Linked DNA regions of Mus musculus: regions 2, 3 and 4 are each linked to region 1. The links are chromatin loops, found by intact Hi-C in ENCODE. Cell type or tissue: left cerebral cortex. All regions are shown on one strand.

What was found. Peaks named below come from ENCODE experiments on the same cell type or tissue, not always from the same donor. Only the 100,000 strongest peaks of a DNase experiment are listed, where the experiment ranks them.
Region 2: it touches region 1 in a loop (4-fold over the local background); 28 of 42 quality-filtered maps call a loop at or near these places.
Region 3: a loop joins it to region 1, with 6 times the contacts of the local background. A loop is called at or near these places in 24 of 42 quality-filtered maps.
Region 4: a loop joins it to region 1, with 6 times the contacts of the local background. A loop is called at or near these places in 15 of 42 quality-filtered maps.

Annotation. Positions count from the first base shown.
Region 1 is chr17:14,203,653-14,208,652 of GRCm38, reverse strand. Dact2 (dishevelled-binding antagonist of beta-catenin 2) reads left to right here and starts at 4,822. Exons shown (of 4, transcript NM_172826.3): 1 at 4,822-5,000. The coding sequence starts at 4,924. It overlaps Gm34510 (a long non-coding RNA gene), which reads right to left and starts at 4,946. Exons shown (of 3, transcript XR_001782252.2): 1 at 4,853-4,946. In left cerebral cortex, CTCF peaks have their summits at 2,353 (motif pointing right) and 4,331; DNase peaks (open chromatin) are centred at 2,049, 2,358, 4,317, 4,916 and 2 more places; H3K4me3 peaks cover 1,214 bases; H3K27ac peaks cover 3,085 bases.
Region 2 is chr17:14,119,964-14,124,963 of GRCm38, reverse strand. No RefSeq gene overlaps it. Among named protein-coding and RNA genes, the nearest start is that of 4930488N24Rik, 13 kb to the right of the region's middle. In left cerebral cortex, no CTCF peak of the experiment used is centred here; no DNase peak of the experiment used is centred here.
Region 3 is chr17:14,134,843-14,139,842 of GRCm38, reverse strand. No RefSeq gene overlaps it. Among named protein-coding and RNA genes, the nearest start is that of 4930488N24Rik, 28 kb to the right of the region's middle. In left cerebral cortex, a CTCF peak has its summit at 2,947; a DNase peak (open chromatin) is centred at 2,950.
Region 4 is chr17:14,109,552-14,114,551 of GRCm38, reverse strand. No RefSeq gene overlaps it. Among named protein-coding and RNA genes, the nearest start is that of 4930488N24Rik, 2.9 kb to the right of the region's middle. In left cerebral cortex, a CTCF peak has its summit at 2,682 (motif pointing left); DNase peaks (open chromatin) are centred at 957 and 2,642.

The DNA of each region.
Region 1 (5,000 bases):
TAGATTCGTATGTCAAGCATATACACATTATGTGCATATGCACAGCCATGCGCATATATATATGTATATATGCATATATACATATATATATATATATATATATATAGTGTGTGTGTGTGTGTGTGTGTGAGTGAGTGCACATATACATAGTCACCTGTATGTACCATATGTTCACAGAGACATGTGTATACATATACCTATACACCCATCACATCCGTGTTTACATGGTGCATTTCCCACACTGTTGGGGCTACCCTGCTCCAATGGAACAATGATTCTAGCCCCAAGCTCAGCATAGGCCACCATCTCCCAAGGTTTTGATAGTCAAGTCTCTCCCCTCAGCATGTTCATCAAGAAAGGAGCCGGCATTGGAATACCATCGAGTTGTAATGTCAGATGCTGAACGCCTAGAAAGAAAAGCAACCCAGGCAAGTCTTCGTGCCTGTCATAAAGAGTCTGGCTCACTGACAGGGCTTTAATGTGGCAGAAGCTCCAGATAAGGCTTTATGTGTGTAATAAATTAGAACCAGACACTGCTCTGGCTCTTCCATGGGGCCTTAACATTGTAGAAGCTTAACGTGTCTTTTAAAATCAAGTCAGAACACCAGAGTCTGAGGTGTGGCTGCATTTATGAGGGCCACAGAAGCTGTAGGCAAAGCACACTGGGAATTTCAGCCATGCAGTCAACTTTCTTACTTGTTCCCAGGAACCTCAAGGTGGGAGCAGTATTCACACCTGGTTGACTCCTTCCATGGGGGCAGTTTCTTTATAGTTTACTCTCAAGGAGGGCCAGTCCTGATACTGCCCTCTGGAAGCAGGAGAGTGCAGCTGACAACATATCATCCTGCTGCCATTCGTAATAGAAAACCAACATACATACCCCTGGAAACCATGAAGAACCACTAGGAAACATGGTCACAAGTAACAGGGTACGGTGTCCTGGTGGCTGCAGAGCCTGTAACCAACCAGTGTGTTCACCCGGCATCTCCCTTATCACATTCATAGGTTTTCAAGCACAGATCATTGTGATGGCACAGCTGTGAGGTTCCTCCACCCTGGCCATGAGTTCTGCTTGAATTGCTCCCAGGAGCATCTTGAAGATAGAGTGCTGTTCCTTTCTTTATAAGAGTAGCTGAGATCACCTGTCAAGTGAGCTGCCTCTAATGAAGTCATCTCCTCACCCCGCAGGGGTGCCTCCTACTGCTGTTGGCAGCAGAACCTCTTACAAGAGAACTCTGCAGGAGGGAAAGGAGGTGCTACCCCTGAGCTGGGGATGGGGGCGGGTAGTGGATCCTCTGGAGTGAGGTTTCACAGATCATTTCACAGATAAGGGGAGTTTGTGCTGATTGACGGGGCATCTGAAGGGGCATCTGAACGGATTCTCCTTGCATAACCATGGTTGCCTTCAGCAATCCCACAATTACTGATTTAATATGGCTGAGTTACACCATGTGTAATCTTTATAGCTTTGCTGTGGGAAGAAGAAAGGAAATAGCAGGCCATCTGTCAGTTGGATGATGGGTTGCAGTAAGCACTTGGAAAGCTGGCGTACTTACTTAAAGGGAAAGTTAGCCAGCACTGCAACTGCATAGCCCAAAAGCCTACTGTATGCACAGAGCTCTACAAATGTATATTATGAATAATAATAATAAAGACAGAGGATAGACTGATGGTACTGTGAGAGACTTCAGAAAGCATTCACAAGAAAAGCCTCAGCTCCTGGGGACTAGAAAGAAGACAACAGCCATCTCTACACATCTATTGTATCTTCCATAGTATGTGGACAATAAAATCACTTCTATGGTACTTTATGCAATCTAAGAGATTATTTAAGAAGATTATTTAAAATACAATTTAAAAAAATCTGTTCAGGCCAATGAAAAACAAGTCACTGTGTGTTTTAGTAAATATTACTGAGAGCCAGGCACAGAGTCTAAGTCTCTAAAATATCTCATTAAAGGGAACGCCTCTCTCCAGTTCCAACCTCCTCACAGGCCAGTGTGTGGGACAAACAGTGAGCTATAATGGAAATAAAAAGCAGGCTGTAAGATGTTGAGAAAGGTGCTGCAAGAAGCAAAGGCGGGAGAGGTGAGAGGGACCCAGTGCCTAGATCTTCTTTTAGGAAAAGAAGACAGCCCTTGGGAAGGGGGGAGGCCAGAAGACAAGCCCAATGGAAGGATGCCAAGAGAGACAAGAAAGGCAAGAGCCTGGAAGGTGAACTGCAAGAAGGTCCCACAGGCACACAGGGCCACCTCATGTGAGGTTGGAAGCCAAAAAAGGGTTTTGAGAACAGAGACAGCAAGGTCCTTAAGCTGTAAGGACGGCTGGGTGCACTGTTAGGAGCCGACCACATGGGGGCAGCAGGCAGCAAGGAGGCCTGCAGATTAGGTCCAAGAGGGATCCTGGAAACTGTACAGGGCATCACAGCTCAGTCCATGCTATGCCTATTCAAGTACTGTAGTTAATACTCAGAAACAATTAATTAAGCCCTGTCCTATAAACAGAGGTTAGAGTTGAGAAACCACCCTACAGAGCAGTGTCTGGCTAAGGATCCCGCTCACTGTACACTGTACACTGTACCTGCACACTTAGTCAAGTTGAGCGCAGTGTGTCCAAATCTTCAGCCCCAGTCATCACAAGTGTGGGTGTCTCAGTCACTTCTTCAGAACAAAACTCTGGACAGACTCATTTTAGGCCTTTTGGAGACACTTGCCCAGTTGACTTCCAGGACCCCTCCCCCACAACCCCCATTACCCACCTGTAAGTTATGAGAACACGGGTTTCCTCACACTTGCCAGCTGTGGGCATCATTACCCCCTCCCATGTCTGCTCATCTGATTAAAAGGAAGTTTTACTTGTTTTATAAAGGGTATGCTGTGAGGGCAGGGCATAGTTACAGGCATTAGCACACAAGAATAATCTTATGCCCCAGCAGTGAACACCTAAAAATGAAACTGGAAAACGGTTTACAACACTATAAAAATTAAAAAAAAAAAAACCTCAAAAACAAATTGGACACGGGAACAAGGCTTACTGATAATCTGAGGCATGGTTGAATAAACTGAAAGTGGACCTGATTGTGTGGCAAGGGGCCCATGTCTGTGCACCAAGAACACTCAACTTAATGTAATATTTCCTATTGACTGACAGGTTCCGGGCATCCCCCAACAAGACCCATGCTGTCTTCTTTGCAGACACTGGCCACGTGACCCATAAATTCTGTGGAAATAGGGAGGGCACAGAGCAGGAGGCAGTAGTGAGAAGATACAGGGCTGGAGAGCTTATGTGTCCAGACTTCAGAACCCAGTGAAAAGGTGAGTCATTGACACAGCCTGGAACAAGCATAAATATGACAGAAAACAGAAATTCCTTCTCCATATCAGCTGACCCTCCATTGATCTACACCTCTCACTGTTTCCTGTTGGGCAGTGGGCTACACTGTCTGCAGAAAAATGAAAGAGACTCAGGAGGATCAAGGACAGAGCTCAGCCTGAGAGGATGAAGGACTTCAGAGTATCAGCTTTAAACTACAAAAGCTTAGAAGTCTGTAGCTTCGAATCAGGCAGCGACTTCTCAGTCGTCACACAGAAAGCAGTAAAAAGCGGGGAAAACTGGTGCAAGGAGGTAAAGATAAAGAGTAAAAACTTTAACCAAGCTCAGTGCTGCGAAGCTGTGATCTAGGTACACACAGAAGGCTGGAGTTCCTTGGAGACCAGCCTGGTCTACGGAGTAGTTCTGTTGTAGTAAGACCCGGTCTTAGAACCAAACAAAACAAAAATAGGGAAGTAAAATGAATAGAAACCTGTAGACTGGAGAAAACATTGTGAGAATCCTGTATCTAAGAAAGAAATTGCAAATAAGGAAAGAGTTTAAAGGAGACTCTGGTCTTCGTTACTAAGGAGATAGCCAACTTAAAGCAAGTAGCGAACCTGAATGACCGATTCTACAGGGAAAAGATACTTAACTTCCTCCTGCCCGAGGAATCACTGCAAGCTACACTCCACAGGCCTGGGTGCTCTGGATGGAGGCACCTTCCCACCCCTGCTTGGGAGGAAATGGTAAGAACACGGGAAAGTGGTCTCTTCAGTAACCACCCGCGATTCAACAATTCCTGCCTTCGGTAGACACTCAAGGAAGAGAAAAGCATTTTCATCCTGCCTGTGTGCAGAAGTGGATGACAGCTTCTTCCTAACTTATCACTGGAGGAACATGAAGACTATAGATACTCTACTCGGCCAGTAAAGTGCTGCAAAATGGGCGCGCCCGGAAGTCTAACAGCAAAAGACCCGGATAACAGGATTCCACTCAAGACAGTGTCCACAGGAGGCCGCTGGGGGGCTCTGAGCATGGAGTGAGTAAAGGAGGTGGGGGCGACTGAGAGTGTGCGGCTTGCTTCTGGGATCCAGACAGTGTTGCTGAAGTGACCACCATGGTGAGAGCTGCACACCTCAGGAACTTTCTAGAAGCTTCCTTAAAGGTGCGTAGCATGTGTGTGAAGCTGGACTCGGTACTGAGAAGCGAGCGCAGGTTTTCCATGTACATTGGCGAACCTGGTATAGGATTTTCCATTTTAATCAGCTTACAAATAGGAACGTGCGTCTTGCAATGTAAATTTTTTTCTTTTGTAATTTTTTTAAATTTAAAAACCTAAACAAAACCTTTGCCTATGCTTAAGCTCCTCTCTGTCCCTCTGCGGAGGGGCTTTTGGCCTTCCCCGATGAGCTCATAGGTCCCAGGGGCGCAGGGGTTGGGCGAGGGCGCGGCCGGTCGACGGGGCGGGCAGGGGGCGGCCGCTGTGACCTCGGGCGTCGCAAACACCGCCCTCCGCGGCCAGCGATAGGTCCCAACCCACCTAAGCGACCTGCAGCCGGGGGCGGGGAGACGCGACGGGGACGCGCGGCGCGGCGGTTGAGCGTCCGGGAGATGTGGGCACCGAGCGGCCAGGGGCCCGCGGGTTGGGACCGCCGCAGGGTGGGCGCGCGACTACGAGCCGCACTGGC
Region 2 (5,000 bases), 84 kb after region 1:
AAAAGCAACCCATTGTGTAGATAATATATTTGCCTGTTCACCTATTGATACTCTAATTGGCAATCCAATTGATGCTCTTGCATCAGCAATATGCAAGAACCCTCCTCTCTCCTCATCTTCAGCAGCATTGGTCACTCTGTAGACCAGGCTGGCCTCGAACTCAGAAATCCACTTGCCTCTGCCTCCCGAGTGCTGGGAGGGATTAAAAGCGTGTGCCACCACCACCTGGCCAGCATTTGCTATTTTTTAAAAAATTTATTACGTATTTTCCTCAATTACATTTCCAATGCTATCCCAAAAGTTCCCCATACCCTCCCCCCCACTTCCCTACCCACCCATTCCCATTTTTTTGGCCCTGGTACTGTACTGGGGCATATAAAGTTTGTGTGTCCAATGGGCATCTCTTTCCAGTGATGGCCGATTAGGCCATCTTTTGATACATATGTAGCTAGAGTCAAGAGCTCCGGGGTACTGGTTAGTTCATAATGTTGTTGCACCTACAGGGTTGCAGATCTCTTTAGCTCCTTGGATACTTTCTCTAGCTCCTCCATTGGGAGCCCTGTGATCCATCCAATAGCTGACTGTGATCATCCACTTATGTGTTTGCTAGGCCCCGGCCTAGTCTCACAAGAGACAGCTATATCTGGGTCCTTTCAGCAAAATCTTGCTAGTGTATGCAGTGGTGTCAGCGTTTGGAAGCTGATTATGGGGTGATTATAGATGGACCTGGAGGGCACCATCCTGAGTGAGGTAACCCAATCACAAAGGAACTCACACAATATGTACTCACTGATAAGTGGATATTAGCCCAAAACTTAGGATACCCAAGATATAAGATACAATTTGCCAAATGCATGAAACTCTAGAAGAATGAAGACCAAAGTGTGGACACTGTGCCCCTTCTTAGAATTGGGAACAAAACACCCATGGAAGGAGTTACAGAGACAAAGTTTGGAGCTGTGGCATTTGCTATTTTTATAGCAGACATTTTATTGCAAGTTAGATAGACTCTAAGAATTCCATTTGGATCTCCATAAAGACTTAAGAACACTGAGCAATTATCCTAATGTTCACAGGCCTCTTGTAAGTCACCTCTTTAAAATACTGTATTAACATCACCATTTTGGTTTATTCATTTGTTTGGTTTGGTTTTTCTAAACAAGGTTTCTTTTTGTAGCCCTGACTGTCCTGGAACTTGCTCCATAGACCAGGCTGGCCTTGAACTCAGAGATCTGTCTGTCTCTCCTTCCCAAGTATTGGGATTAAAGCCATGCCCACCACCACCCATGGCCACTGGCCATTTTTTAAAAATTGAGTATCTTGAGTTTTGTTAAGCGTTCTAAATGCCTATACTCTGTGTTCTTCCTCCAGAAGCACACTCACTGCCTGCGGAGATCTTGGGAAAGTGGTTATGTTTTGTTCGCCAGGATGACATTGTTACTTAGGAAATTGGGCTTCCCTTTGGGGGTTGTTAGTCTCATTAATAAAGAACTCAAAAGATGACAATTTTATTAGTATTAAAAGGAAAAAATGGCTCTTCTCTTAATCTCTTACCCTCTTCCCACCCCATCCCTTCTCTCTCCATTCCCCTCCCTCCCTCTCTCCACAAGTTTATGGCCAGCCTCTTCTCCTTCCTTCCTCCCTCCCTCCTTCTCCCCTCTCCCTTTCTCTGTCTCTACTACTCCTTCAACTCCCCTCCCTAGGCCCTAAATAAACTCTGTTCTATAAAAAAAAAAAAAAAAAAGAAAAAAGAAAAAAATGCCAGGCTAGGCAAGAAGGAAATCTCTGTAGCTGCCCACAGGATGGAGACAAGAAAAGGCCATGCTGCTTGAGATAGGCATGGAGATCAGACATGTCGCAGCCAGGCAGCCATGTAGTGAGGAAGTCTAAAGTACCAGTGAAAGGAAAGTTAGGTTTTGGCAAGCATCCGAAACAATGAGACAGAGAGAAGAGACTTTAAAAGAAAAAAAAAGAAAAGAAAGAACCGAAGGAAAAGGGGGGAAAGTTCCCCCCAAAAAGGAAGACAGAGACAAAGGAAGGTGCAGAAAGCCCATAGTGACTTTCCTAGGGTGTGAGAATCCTTGAAGGGAAAAGTACCTTATCCCATTAAAGGGTTAATTATTCCTCCCAACTCTTTAGCTTGGCTTAAAATAGACCTAAGGGATGGCCCTTGGTCAGGTCATTGATCTGCTTAAGTGAACTGACTCTTAGGAGACAGTCAGTTGTTTGTCTCTTCCCACAGTTAGATCCCGTTCTTTGGGTAGGCAGCAACAACTCCTTCTTAATGGGACTCCAACTCTACAGTAGCAAGGTAAGAAGACCCAGAACACCACAGAAAGCACATCTTTGGCCAGGATCTGAAAGATATGGAGAGAAAGAGAAGGAAAAGACCCAGAGAAGCAGATGGGCTGGAGGTACAGTGCTCTCTGCAAGCTTCTGCAAAAGAGGAGGGGCTCTGGGAAGGAAAAGCCCAGCCTTTCATCCAGAGAGTAATTATTCCTCCCACCTCCCACCCCGGTTAAGTAGCTTGAGATGTCAGGTCTGCTCAGATTCCAGTTTTTATTGTTTTATCAGAGGGAATACAATTTTCTTAATGGACTTCAACAGAACCCTGAAGCTTCTAGCTTTTTTTAATGGTAACCGAAGTTCTTTCCTTCCCAGAAAAAGGAGAAGTGGGGTCCCAAGTCCACAAGGGAGAGGGTGCATCAGCAGACACTCCAACCAGGCAACCAGAGGATAATACTTGAGGACAGAGTTGTGGTAAGGGAAGCTGTCTACAAAGCTGAACAGGGCCTGCCTGGGCCTCTCAGCCTGTAGTTGAGCAGCTTCTCCACGTCCTGGCAAACATTTCCTTCTCTGTACCTTGTCCCATGTGTCCCTTTGTGTAGAGCACCCATTGTTTCCACATAGAGATCTCCCTAAGAGTCTCATTGTGGCCAGAGCCAAGGATTCCTCTTTGGATGGTGGTTTAGTCCCTGGTAGCTCTTGTGAATAAATAAAATAACCAATTAAAAAAAAATCTCATTGTGACCTCACTCCCTGTGAAGCTCTGACCTTCCAATAAGAACACATTCTAGTTCAACATGGTTCGAGTCAATAAATACATTGGGTTTGCAATATTCTATTCTACTCACCTTAAGGTTAACAGACTAGTGAAGCAGGACTGGGTTTTACCTACACACACACACACACACATACACACACACACACACACACACACACACACACACACACTTATGTTGTGGGAAATATTAAAAAGAATGGCAAGTTCTTGAGCTATACCCAACTACTCTTTGCCCCAGAGGTGGTCTCACTGCCTCTATCTCTAAGCTAGCCCCTACAGTGACTGATAGTGGTTTTCTCAGCCCATACCTTCTCAGCCATAAAGCCCCTGTGGTCAGCAGTTGGCCCCACATTCCAGTAACCCAGTAAAACAAAACTCTAGTTTATAATTAATCAGTCAGATTTATATAGCAATAAATTCTCAATATACAAGATGCCCACACAATAAATTCAGGGTCAATTAACAATGGTACAAGTTGCCCATCTAGATTAGACAAGTTACCCCAATTATTCTATCCCTGTATGATATGATATCTACCTGTGGCTATTTAAAGCCACGTGGAATCTGAATCATCCTGTTTGTCCTCCTTCTTGCTTCCTTCTCCTCTACCTGTCTCCTTCGTCCTTGTCTCCGCCACTCCTTGCTCTGCCTCCCTTTTCCCTGTCCAATCACAGGCTTCTTGTTGTATTAATATTTAAAGTGATTGGATGGGGAAAATACTGCTACATACTTATACATGCATGCACACACAGACACAAACAATCATATTCTCTGCCTCATTTTGCCCATGTAAGGTGGAAATAATTATGTCCTTTTCCAAGTCTAAGGAAAGAGCCATCTGCATGGAAGCAATGCCTTGTACTGCATTTGAGAGTTCCCCATAGCTCTCAAAGGTCATGGCTGCCCAAGGATCTCAAGTCCCAGGCCTATAAGAAAGGTGGCCAGACCCCAGCTGGCTAACATTTTTGTACATTTGTATGTTGGATCTGCTCCTAACCAGGAGAACCCACATTTGTGGCAGGTCATTTATTTCATTTCCGTGGTGCTGAGGAAAAGAGAGCAGGGACAATAGTCACCTACTAAGATCTAGATGGGAATGTTCAGGGTTTTACAGAACCATCAAGGCACTGCCTGCCATATTTCTCAGTACACTGTGCTCTTTCTACATGATGAATGCAGGTACAAGTTTCTGTTGCTCAGGAACTATGACCTATAACTTTGATACCAGTTATTGACAGAATCCAAGACTTGCCCTTGAATTTCATGGTGCATACTTCATACTACTGAAGATGTGGGGATTTGAAAGGGACATTATGGGGACTGACACGGGCCAGGGCCTTCTTTGTCAGATATGTACCTGCTGCATAAAATCTGTTGGCCCTCTGGATTTGGGGATGCATTGAGGGAGAATAAGGGGTGAAGCACTGGTGCCTGAAACTCCTGGGTTACTTACAGTACTGGGACCTGTGACCCTGCTGAGAAGCATCTAAGGCTATTCTTCCTGTAGCCTTTTCTTTCTGGGATTGGAAGGTCACTTATCCAATCCTTCCCTGCACAGCATTGCACCTGCCTCACAATGGAGTCTCCATGTCACCTGTGCGCCAAATGGCAGGAGAAAGAAGTCCTTATAATGAAGAGAGGGACTTGAACAACACGGCCTTCCCCTTGCTCTCCACTTTCAAAGAAGACAGGTCCCAGAGAGATAGAGCTGCATCTGGCTGATGATAGGTGGGAGACTGCAAAGCTGAGGTTTGAGGACAGAGAGGGAGAGAGAGAGAGAGAGTGCATGTGAGCCAAGGGACATTATAATCACGCAAGAGTCAGTGAGTGGAACTCCCATTTCTTGCATTCTCTTAAACATCTCCTCCTATGTACACTTTCTTTTTAGAAGCCTTCACAGCACTTCTAGAGCCTTCCAAAGACCAAGGAACTTAGA
Region 3 (5,000 bases), 69 kb after region 1:
ATTTTTGTATGAGAGAATCAAGGAAACTGAGTTATAAATTCACCGTGTTTAAATGCAATCTCCCTCTCTCATGACTTCTACTGCTGAGGAGTCTTTTAGAGATGGACACAGAGAGATTCATGGTTGAAAGGTGTGAAGTCTGGGACCATCATCCAGGATGGTGAAGATAGAGGTGCTGATGGGGGTAAAACAGAGAATCTTGGAGAATCCCACACCACAAAGCCCCTGTAGCATCCCACACCATAGCACAGGACCCTGGAGGATCCCACACACAGAGTAGAGTCTACAGCTACTTAGCTGACTTTTGCAAATTCAGAAAAACTGGGTTTTCCTCTCCAAACCAAACAATCCACTGCCTAAAAATGCATGAGTCAGGGTTTTGTTCTATTCATCCTGAAGACCCACACCTATAAGCAATGGCTCCACTAACCTCTCCCAAGGACCACCAGGTTAATCTGCTCTCTGGACACCTGTGTCCCTTTTACTTTGCCTTCCATTCTGAGAGAGTTCTGACCCAGAGACCTCCAGTACATTGCGGAGTCATCTTGCTTGGACATAGATGAGCTTGTGTTTGGAATCTGACTTGAGTGTGTTAAAGACAGTAAAAGTGAAACCATGCCTGGAGAATCCTGAGCAAAGCCAGGCAGCTTCAGTCTCCCATTGGCACGAGTCAATTTCCAGCTCGAAGCTCAGAAGCAGCCCACAAACTTTGTAGTTACACAACTGGGGACTTTCCGAAGTGTCCTGGCAAACCAGGCAGCTGTGTTATTAGAAAAACTCTAGATCTGTGTCATCCCATAATGCCTTCCTCTCATGATCCCTCAGGGCAGCCACCAGCCACTTCTGGCCGGAGCTGCTTGCTGTGCCTCTGTTTATCTTTTTAGATACAGCACCAAAGGCATGGGCTTCACCTCTCACGAGAAGCCTGTGTGTACCACAGGGAGTGAGTTTAATAAGGAGCCATCAAGTCCCGAGAGAGAAGGCATTTAAGCATTGCTTTTAATCTAATGGAGTCCCTGCAGAGGTGCTCTATCCATGAGGGCCAAGGATGCTTCTCACGTGTTTCATTGGCCGGAGAGGCACATGGAAATCCTGACGGTGGGTGTGATGTGACTAACTGCTTTATCTGACTCCTCTAAAGATGGACCCTGTGTAAGTTAGGGTTTCTATTGCTGTGATAAAACACCATGTCTAAAAGCAACTTTCGGGACAGGAGAAACCGTTCATTTCGGCTCATAGTTTGTAGTTTATTGCTGAGTGAGGTCAGGGCAGGAACTCCTGCAGGCAGGGCAGGAACCTGGAGTTAAGCTGATGTAGAGGCTGTGGAGGGGTGCTGCTTACTGGCCTGCTCTTCCTGGAGTGCTAGTTTGTTTGCTTGCACACCACAGGTCCACCTGCCCAGGGCTGGAAACACCCAAATTGGGCTGGATCCTCCCAATCAATCATCAATCAAGAAAATGCCACACAGACTTACCTACAGGTCAGTTCCATGGGGGATATTTTCTCATATAAGAATTCTTCTTAGACGACCCAAGCTTGTGTCAAGCTGGCATTAAAAACTAGACAGCCTGGATGGTGACAGTGTGGACAGTGACATGGAATTGTCACCCTTCCTCCCATGTCACTTCCGATCCAGATGTTTTACCAAGGCAACATAAATGAAGTTAGGGTGTAGGGCAGAAACTGGGGCTGAAGCAGAACATCACATACTCCACAAGCTACCGGGTTCATTGCTCCACATAAGTCCCAAAGAAACAGTGCCTACGCTCAGCAGAAAGCTCTCCATGTATGCAGCACCACAGCTAGCAACAGTCCCCAACTATAAACAACCCAATTCCCATCTGTGTGCTGATAAACTACGATGTATCTGTATCACTGACCCAGATCAACTGCAGTGGGAAACAGTGCACAGTCAGAGCCACACGAGCCACATGATAATCAGCAAAGACGAATGTACTTTGAAACATGGAAACCTTTAGTGAGCAGTTGGACCCTAGGTTTCCTTTTCTCTTTCTTCATTAATGTGTTTATTTATTCACTTTATACCCTGATTACTTCCCCAACTTCAGGCCCCACCATCATAGAGACCCTCCCTCCATCCCTCATCCTCTTCTCCTTGAGAGGGTAGCCCTCCCCCTCTGCCCCCACGTATTCCTCCACCCTGGCACATAAAATCTCTACAGGGTTTGGTTCATCTTCTCCCACTGAGGCCAGACAAGGTGGCCCTGTTGGGGAATGGATTCCACAGACAGACCACAGCTTTAGGGACAGCCCCTGCTGGTTGTTGGGGGACCCAAATGGAGACTGAACTACATGTCTGCTACATATGCAGGGAGTGAGGTCCAGCCCGTGTATGTTCTTTGGTTGGTGGTTCAGTCCCTGAGAGTCCCAAGAATCCATGTTAGTTGACTCTGTTGATCATCCTGTGGAGTTCCTATCCCTTTCAGGGCCTTCAATCTTTCCCCAAACTCTTCCATAAGAATCCCTGAGCTCCATCCGATGTTGGACTGTGGGTCTCTGCACCTAGATTTCCCTTGTACACACTGCCTTCGTAAGACCATCAGGAGAATGTTCTCTGATGACACATTACATCCAGAGCTAAGAACAAAGAGGTAGAAAGGGGTAATGCAGGAGAGTTTCTAGACTAGATTGGGATTTAATTCTAATGGCTTCACTGGAGCTGGAAATTGCGAAAGTGTGGCCAGAAGCCAGTGTCATTTAACCAAAGCTCTTCCACCAGGGCAGGTGCAGGCCTGCTGTGGCTGACCTCGGGTAGAACGGAGGGAGGGCATGTGCATAGGAAGGCTTGCTTCCACGCTCATCTTTGACAGGTATGTAATTCTGAACCCCCTTGTTTGTGGTTCTCTAAGTTCTTGGCTTTAAACACAGGGAGAAGGGTAGGCAGTTGCTCCAGCTGCAGCATCTACAGTCAGAGATGCAGGGCGCCCTCCCATGGGGGATCCTGGAACAACTGTTTTTGTCCCATGATATCCTGTCTTCCCAGGGCCTTCTAACCAGACACAATGAGTTGACTGCAAAATTCTAAGCTTCCTTGCCTTGCTTCATTTTTGCCACAGCACAGAAAAGTTCCTATTATCAGGAGACTTCTCATTTCCCTGTGCAAGACAAAGATTTCCAGAAGGCTGTGGACATTCTCAGAGTGAGTCAAAGCCAGCTGCTGAAGCTTGCTTCCATACTTCAGAAGACATGAGGAGTGATGATGGGCAGGAGCTCAAGCCTCCACCCGGGAGGCAAGACACCCTTGTCCTCTTCCCATATTCTCCAAGTGCGCTGCGTCATATGCCTAAATGCACACATGAAGCTTGTAGAACAGCTCTGGTCATGGACCCTTTGGCAACTATGTCCCATCAGCTAGTGTATGCACCTCTATGGATGCCATGTTCAAGGAAGTGAGGATGCCAATAAAGGCGGCTGGACAGATAAGCCACAGGTTGTGCTGCACACAACGTTCAACCAATGAAGAGACCATCTACGCATGGTGTTCAGAAAGGGTGCATGCTCAAGTAGTCAGATGCCAGGGTTCTTGGGTGATGTCGGTGATGAGTAAACTGAGGCAGGAGCCCCATCTGCTGGGTCATTTACCCTCATGTTAACTGTAGGTGAGCTCTGTCCTTTGGGGAAAAGGTTCATGCTACTCAGGAAGCAGAGGAGAGAGAGAGGGAGGGAGAAAGAGAGAGAGAGAGAGAGAGAGAGAGAGAGAGAGAGAGAGAGAGAGAAAGAGAGAGAGAGAGAGAGAGGGAAATAGTGCTGGCCAGTAACAAATCAATATAGCCCTATAGCCTCACTTCTGCCAGCTAAAAACTTGTCACAGAAATGGTCAACAACTTCCCCAAACAGAACCACAGTGAGAGACATTTCACACTCTAGCCATACAATTCTACCATCCCAGTCCCAGTCTGAAGTCTTCACTGAGCTGTCTTCTGTCCCAGTGTGCTGACCTCAAGGCTGGCTAGAATGTGGTCCCTGTGAGGTCTGGGAGAGGGTGACAGACCCCAGGCCTTTTTCTAGAGATGCAGAGAGGTCTGTCAGCCTAGAGAAGTGATCTGAGTTCAACCTCTCAGATCAGCAGCATGGTTCCATCCATGCCCTTCCTCCCTGTCCTGGCTGCAGCAAGGCTGACAGGCAAAGACAAGCAGGGGCTGGAGAAACAGCTCAGCACTAAGAGAGCTTTCTGCTTTTTCACAGGACTGGAGTTTGGCTACCAGGACCCACATACCCACATCAGGTCATCAGAATGGCTTGTAACCGTGGGGGACTGCCCACCTTGTTCTGAACTCCACAGGCAGGATCACATACACATTCACATACACACACACCATATACACTCACATACAAACACACTATACAAACACTACACACACTCGCACCCCCCCCATACACACACACACACATCCCCACATATCACACAATCATATATACACATATCACACAGACCACATTCACACACTTCATTGGTTGAACACATACTCATAAACACTCACATACACTAATACACACCATATACATATACACATGCACACATCTTTAAAAACAAAAGAGAAGGAGCAGCATGGATGTGCATGAGGTTTCTACTCCCCACCCTATGTTCCAGGTCTCCAGGTCACCCCATGTTCCCCTGTGAACTCACTTGACTGGTGTACCTAGAGAGGCCAGGTACCCCATTCCCCAGCCTGATTTGGCCTTCAGTTAGGTCTGGGTTCTGCTCTCTCCCAACCTCACTTCCACCCCTCTCGCACTGCAACTTGCATCCTTACGACAGCTGCTTTCCAGCAGAGTGCCCACACTGCACCATCTTGGCTCCTCAAGGTACCCATGTTTATGAGGAAAGCAGACCCCATGCCTCTCAGAGCCCATCTGTGAGATGGTCTAATTCCCTGCAGTTTCCCAACTCAGAACTCCCAAGCAAGTGTGTTTGCCCGGAGCAAAGGGAGCTTAGCTGGACTCAGTCGGGCATGTGAAGGTACCTGAGAGGAGGTAGA
Region 4 (5,000 bases), 94 kb after region 1:
CCTCCTTGTTGAAAGGAGACCCATCAGTGCTCTGCACACATGGCCACCCTTATCCGGAAGCTCAGTGGTTGCCAGTTCATGGTTACAGACACATCAGGACAAGTACTTAAATGGTTAAGATGTGACACCCATAAACATGTGGACCAACTATACTGACTGAGAGAAATGGTGGACACAGCTCTGCCCTGAGGTTGCCCTAGTGTACTGCTGCTACTGCTACTGGTGTGTGTGTGTGTGTTTCATGGTTACATATGTGTATATGTGTGTATAGCAGAGTGTCTGCATGGACATGTGTTTCTGTGTATCTGCATGAGTATGTGTGCATGTATCTATGTGTCTGTTTAGACATGTTTTTATGTGTCTGCATTAATATATGTACAAAGATGTCTATGGGTCTGCATGGGTGAGTGTGTGTGTATGTGTGTGTTTCATGGTCGAATGTGTGTATATGTGTGTATAGCAGAGTGTCTGCATGGACATTTGTTTGTGTGTATCTGCATGTGTGTGTGTGCATGTGCATGCATCTATATGCCTGTATAGACATGTTTTTAAGTGTCTGCATGGATATGTGTGCACAGATGTCTATGGGTCTGCATGAGTGAGTGAGTGAATGTATGTGTGTGTGTGTGAGTGAGTGTGTGAGTGTTAGTTACATAGACCTGCATGTGTGTTGCAGTGGTATGTGTGTATGTATGTGTGTTACATGGGCCTGTGCGTGTTTGTGGGTGTGTGACTTTAAATAGAAAATAGCAGCCTCTGAGGTAACTGTGGAGATGTGAGACACTCACTCCCAGAATCAGGTTAGAAATCTTCTGCCTGTCTCTCTGTCTTTGGAAATAATGTGCTGTCATCCTCCTATCTGTGGCCATAAAGTCTCAGGACAGAGGTCAGTGCTCTGACCTCTGGCCATGTTAAGCATCAGTAAGTTCATAAAGAGGGCAGGTTTCTCTTTCCTCTCTAAATCTCTAGTGCTGAACCACATCCACTGACAAGGCTCCAGCTTGGCATGGGGCCCACTGCTCATAGATTCTAGGTCTTTTCTTGCCCTTAGAGCAATGCAGCAGGAAAAGCACTGAGCCAAGGCTATAGTTACAGGTATAAGTTTAGTATTGACTGTCAAGTGTGTGTGCCAGCTCTCTGTCACTGTGAAAGACACCTGGGAGGATCAATTCCAGGAAGGAGGGGTTCTCTTGGTTTGTGATTTCAGATCCAGGTGAGATAAACACATTTCTGTGTGCCTGAGGCAAGGTGGGATTTAAGGTAGTGGAGATTAAGCTGTTCCTGTCATCCTTGTGAAGAGACTGGGTAGGGCCAGGCAAGAGAGAGACTTCAAGGTTAATCCTCTAGCTACCCACTTCTTCTAACAGGCCACCCCTCTCAAGAGTCCATTCAAAATTTGAATTCATCAGTGGATCCAGGCACAGTCAACATTTTAACATTATGACCTGACATCATCATGAACTGAACAATCAGGTAATTTTCGGGAAGTTTTTGTTTTTCTGGCTCCCATTTATAGCTATCCTCAGCCTGAGGTGTCCTGTGGGCTACCAGGTAGATATGCCTGGAATAACTGATAAAATCATCACTCTTATGATCTAGGCTCTGAAAATACTCCCACCCCCAATACAGGCTCAGAGGTGCATTGCTCTAGTTTCCTAGGCTGTTCTTCATGTATCCATGCCAACAGTCAGCAGTAGTTGTTGTACTGGCTGATCTTCACAAACAGGCAACTCCTTCTCCCCAGAGGGCTACAGGCACACCACCTACCTATACCTGCACTTGTGATAAACAGCAGACTTCAGTCATTATGAACTGCTGGGTGAGCATACATAGCATGGGACAGAAATCCTAATGTAGTAAAGGCCAAGGACACTCCCACATTCAGTACCCATTGGCTGATCTCATTGTGATGTCCAGTGGCCACTGGCTAGAGAATGTTATTGTCCAGTATCACTGGCTGACAACATGCAGGTGTTCAGTAGCCAGGGCCTGACTGCACCTTGATGTCCAGGGTTTGTTGCTTTCTTCTTTGTAGAAATATCCTTTTGCATCTCTCTCTCATTTTTGTCCCATCATTCCTGTAGACTGCCATATCAAGGGTGTATTTAGTGTTAACTATTTTATAAACCCTTCTTGCTCGTCTGATGTGTGTGTGTGTGTGTTTGATTTTTACTTGCCTGGGTATGCTTCTACTTGTATAATAAATATTAATGACCCTCCCTTTTGTTTGCTTTGGGATTCTGTTCATGTCTTCACTATTCAAAATCGTTAATGTTTTCTAGTATTTCTTGGTTTTACTGCTAAAAGTTAACCTGTTGTCCAGGTGGTCTTAGTGCAAGCAATGGCATAAGCTGAGACTAAATTAAAATCTGTCACGTGCTTCCCATATCTTTGGAATTATAAGGAAGAAAGAATAGGAATGATGTATGATAGGGAAGAGGAGTAAGAAGGAGGAGAAAGAGCTTGCTTGAGAGGACATGACATAGGAGGGGAAGATGCCTGTTTGCTACTGTAGTGTATTTTTCTATAGTTTAGAAACAGAGCAAGCATGCTACCCTGCTGAGGACACCCAGCAGGGCCATCCATGTCCTGAAACTGCATTTGTCCAGGAGACCTCTTTGGGAAGATGCTGAGGAACTGTCAGCATATTTGTAGGTATGGAGTGCCTCCTGCTGGATACATGGACAGAAGGGCAGCAGAATAATCGCATCTATTTGTGTTCCAGCATTTTTACTGAGAGGAACTGTGACCACTATGGGCCATATACTTGTGCTGCAGGACCACACAGTGATCTTGGGCATCATGTAAGATATAAGATAGTGTCTTCTTCCAATTACTAAAACTTCTCCTGTGAACAGCAGCTCCTGTTCCTCTGCAGGCTCCAGAACTTTCCTTCTGCTTCCTTCTAGCATTTTGTGAATTTATTTAAAAGTTAACCTGGTCCATCCCTGTAGCCTGCATAGTCCTTCTGGGCACACCCAGTTACCTGGTATGTCCTGTTGTCTACCCAGACCTCCATTTCATGGACACTTCTCTGTCCACCCTCATCAGACCTGCTGCTCTGGAAATATACAGGTTCGATTTCCTCTCTACACCCATTCCCTCATCAGGCTCCCAAGTCTTCTGAGACTAGGGTAATGTACAGACCTGATCCAGCTCCACTGTCCTCCCACCTCCTCATCTGCTTTTCCCTCCCTTTAAATCCCCTACTAGCCATGTCCCCGAGTCACACCCAACTGTTGGGAGACCTGTGCTTCTCCTTAAGTTCCATTTTCCTGCAAAAGGCTTCCCATGAGGGGAATACTGTACCAGGAAACACATTTTAGCAATAAAGATAGAATTTACCTCAGAATAAAAGTCTGGCAAAAAGTTTCGTGGGCAAACAAACCTAAGCAGCCAGCTGGAGTAGCCATTTTAATATCTAATAAAAATTTCAACAAAATTGAATGAAAAGTCATGGGGAAGCATTCCTAATATTCACTAAAGGAAACATCTACCAAGTTGATGCCTCAATTCAGAACAATGTGGAATCTACTCACTCAGGGAAGCCCTGACTGACAGCTGCAGCCAAGACTTCTGTATACAGGTACCCAGCCAAGAGACAGATAGGAAAGGATTCAATGTTGAGAAGCAGACTGGAATGCTGGGGAGGTTAACCCACCAACAACCCCAAGCCCCTAGCAGGAAGAGAATGGAGAAGGGAGAGCCGGTTCTCAGCCAGCCTCACTACCCATAGATAGACTTCTTCCAGGCCTTCCGTTTACGTCAAGGTAAAGAAAAGCCCATAAAGAAGGAGCAGGGAAAGAAACAATGCTCTGCCAACATGAGCCAAAGAGAAGTCCCCTCCCACCCTCCCATCTCAGCCCATGAGCAGCCACACACCAGGCCTGGTATCTCTAGAGGCCCATGGATCCAGGCAGATGAGCACTTTTTTTTTTTTGGCCATACTCAGTCAGCTCAGCCACCCTCTGCAATGGCAAAGGGCTCCTGTATGCCATAGTATGTATAGCAGTCCTGAGACCCTGGGCCATAGGTGCTCTGCCTATGTAAGATCAGAGAGCCTGGAGTTAGATAAATATCAATGTCCCTTGGCCTCAAGGGAGAAGGGAGTTTGGATTCCAGCCCTAGGCTAGTCCTGTAGTAAACAGTCCCCCTCAAATGCAGACAGCAAGGTCTACAAGATGTTCACAGCTACCCTGGCCTGAAACAGTCCTGTGATTGGTACTACAAACCAGGAAGCAGGGACTTAAACTTGAGATCACTGACTCAGGCTAGGGAGGGCTCCAGGGCACTTGATCTCAACTGCAATGTCAGAAGCTGAGCCACAATGACCAGTGGTGGCAGGTTTTCTTTTCTGCTCTCACGCCTGGCAATGAAGTCCACATATGAGGATCTTTCCTCCCCGTCATACTGTCTGCAGATATGAGGTTCCTCAACAGTGGACTCAAAACTGCAGAAGAGAGTCTTCAAAAGGAAAGAGCTACACAGTGAACTGCATACAGCACTCTGAAAAGCAGAGGCCCTTTAGAATTTTAGCCAATCAGTGCTCAGTGCTGAGGAGTAACACAGTAGCCTAGGTCCTGTGACCTGCCTGTCACAGTCTGTGGCTCAGAGCCTATTTCTTTTGTGTCAGCACAGCCACTCTGTTCTTTCTGGTCCCAGGGAGCATAGAGCTTCTGGTCCTCACACATGCCTGCTCCGCCTTTGGACCTTAATGTCTAGAGTGAGTCCTATACTCAGTATGGATTTGGTTTTCTATACACCATGTCAACCCCTGTGCGGGAGAGGGTGTTTGCATGTGTATGCATGCCCCGTTGTGTGCCTAGGTGTACATGCATATCCCTATGCTTATGTTCTGTCAGAGGCCATCTTCCGGATAGGTCTTCACACTTGCACATCCCTGTCTCCCATTCCCATCCCCACCCCCACCCCAGGGATGCTGAGCTTATGGACTTTGCTGTTGCACCCCACTTTGATGTGGGTTCTGGGGATTCAAATTC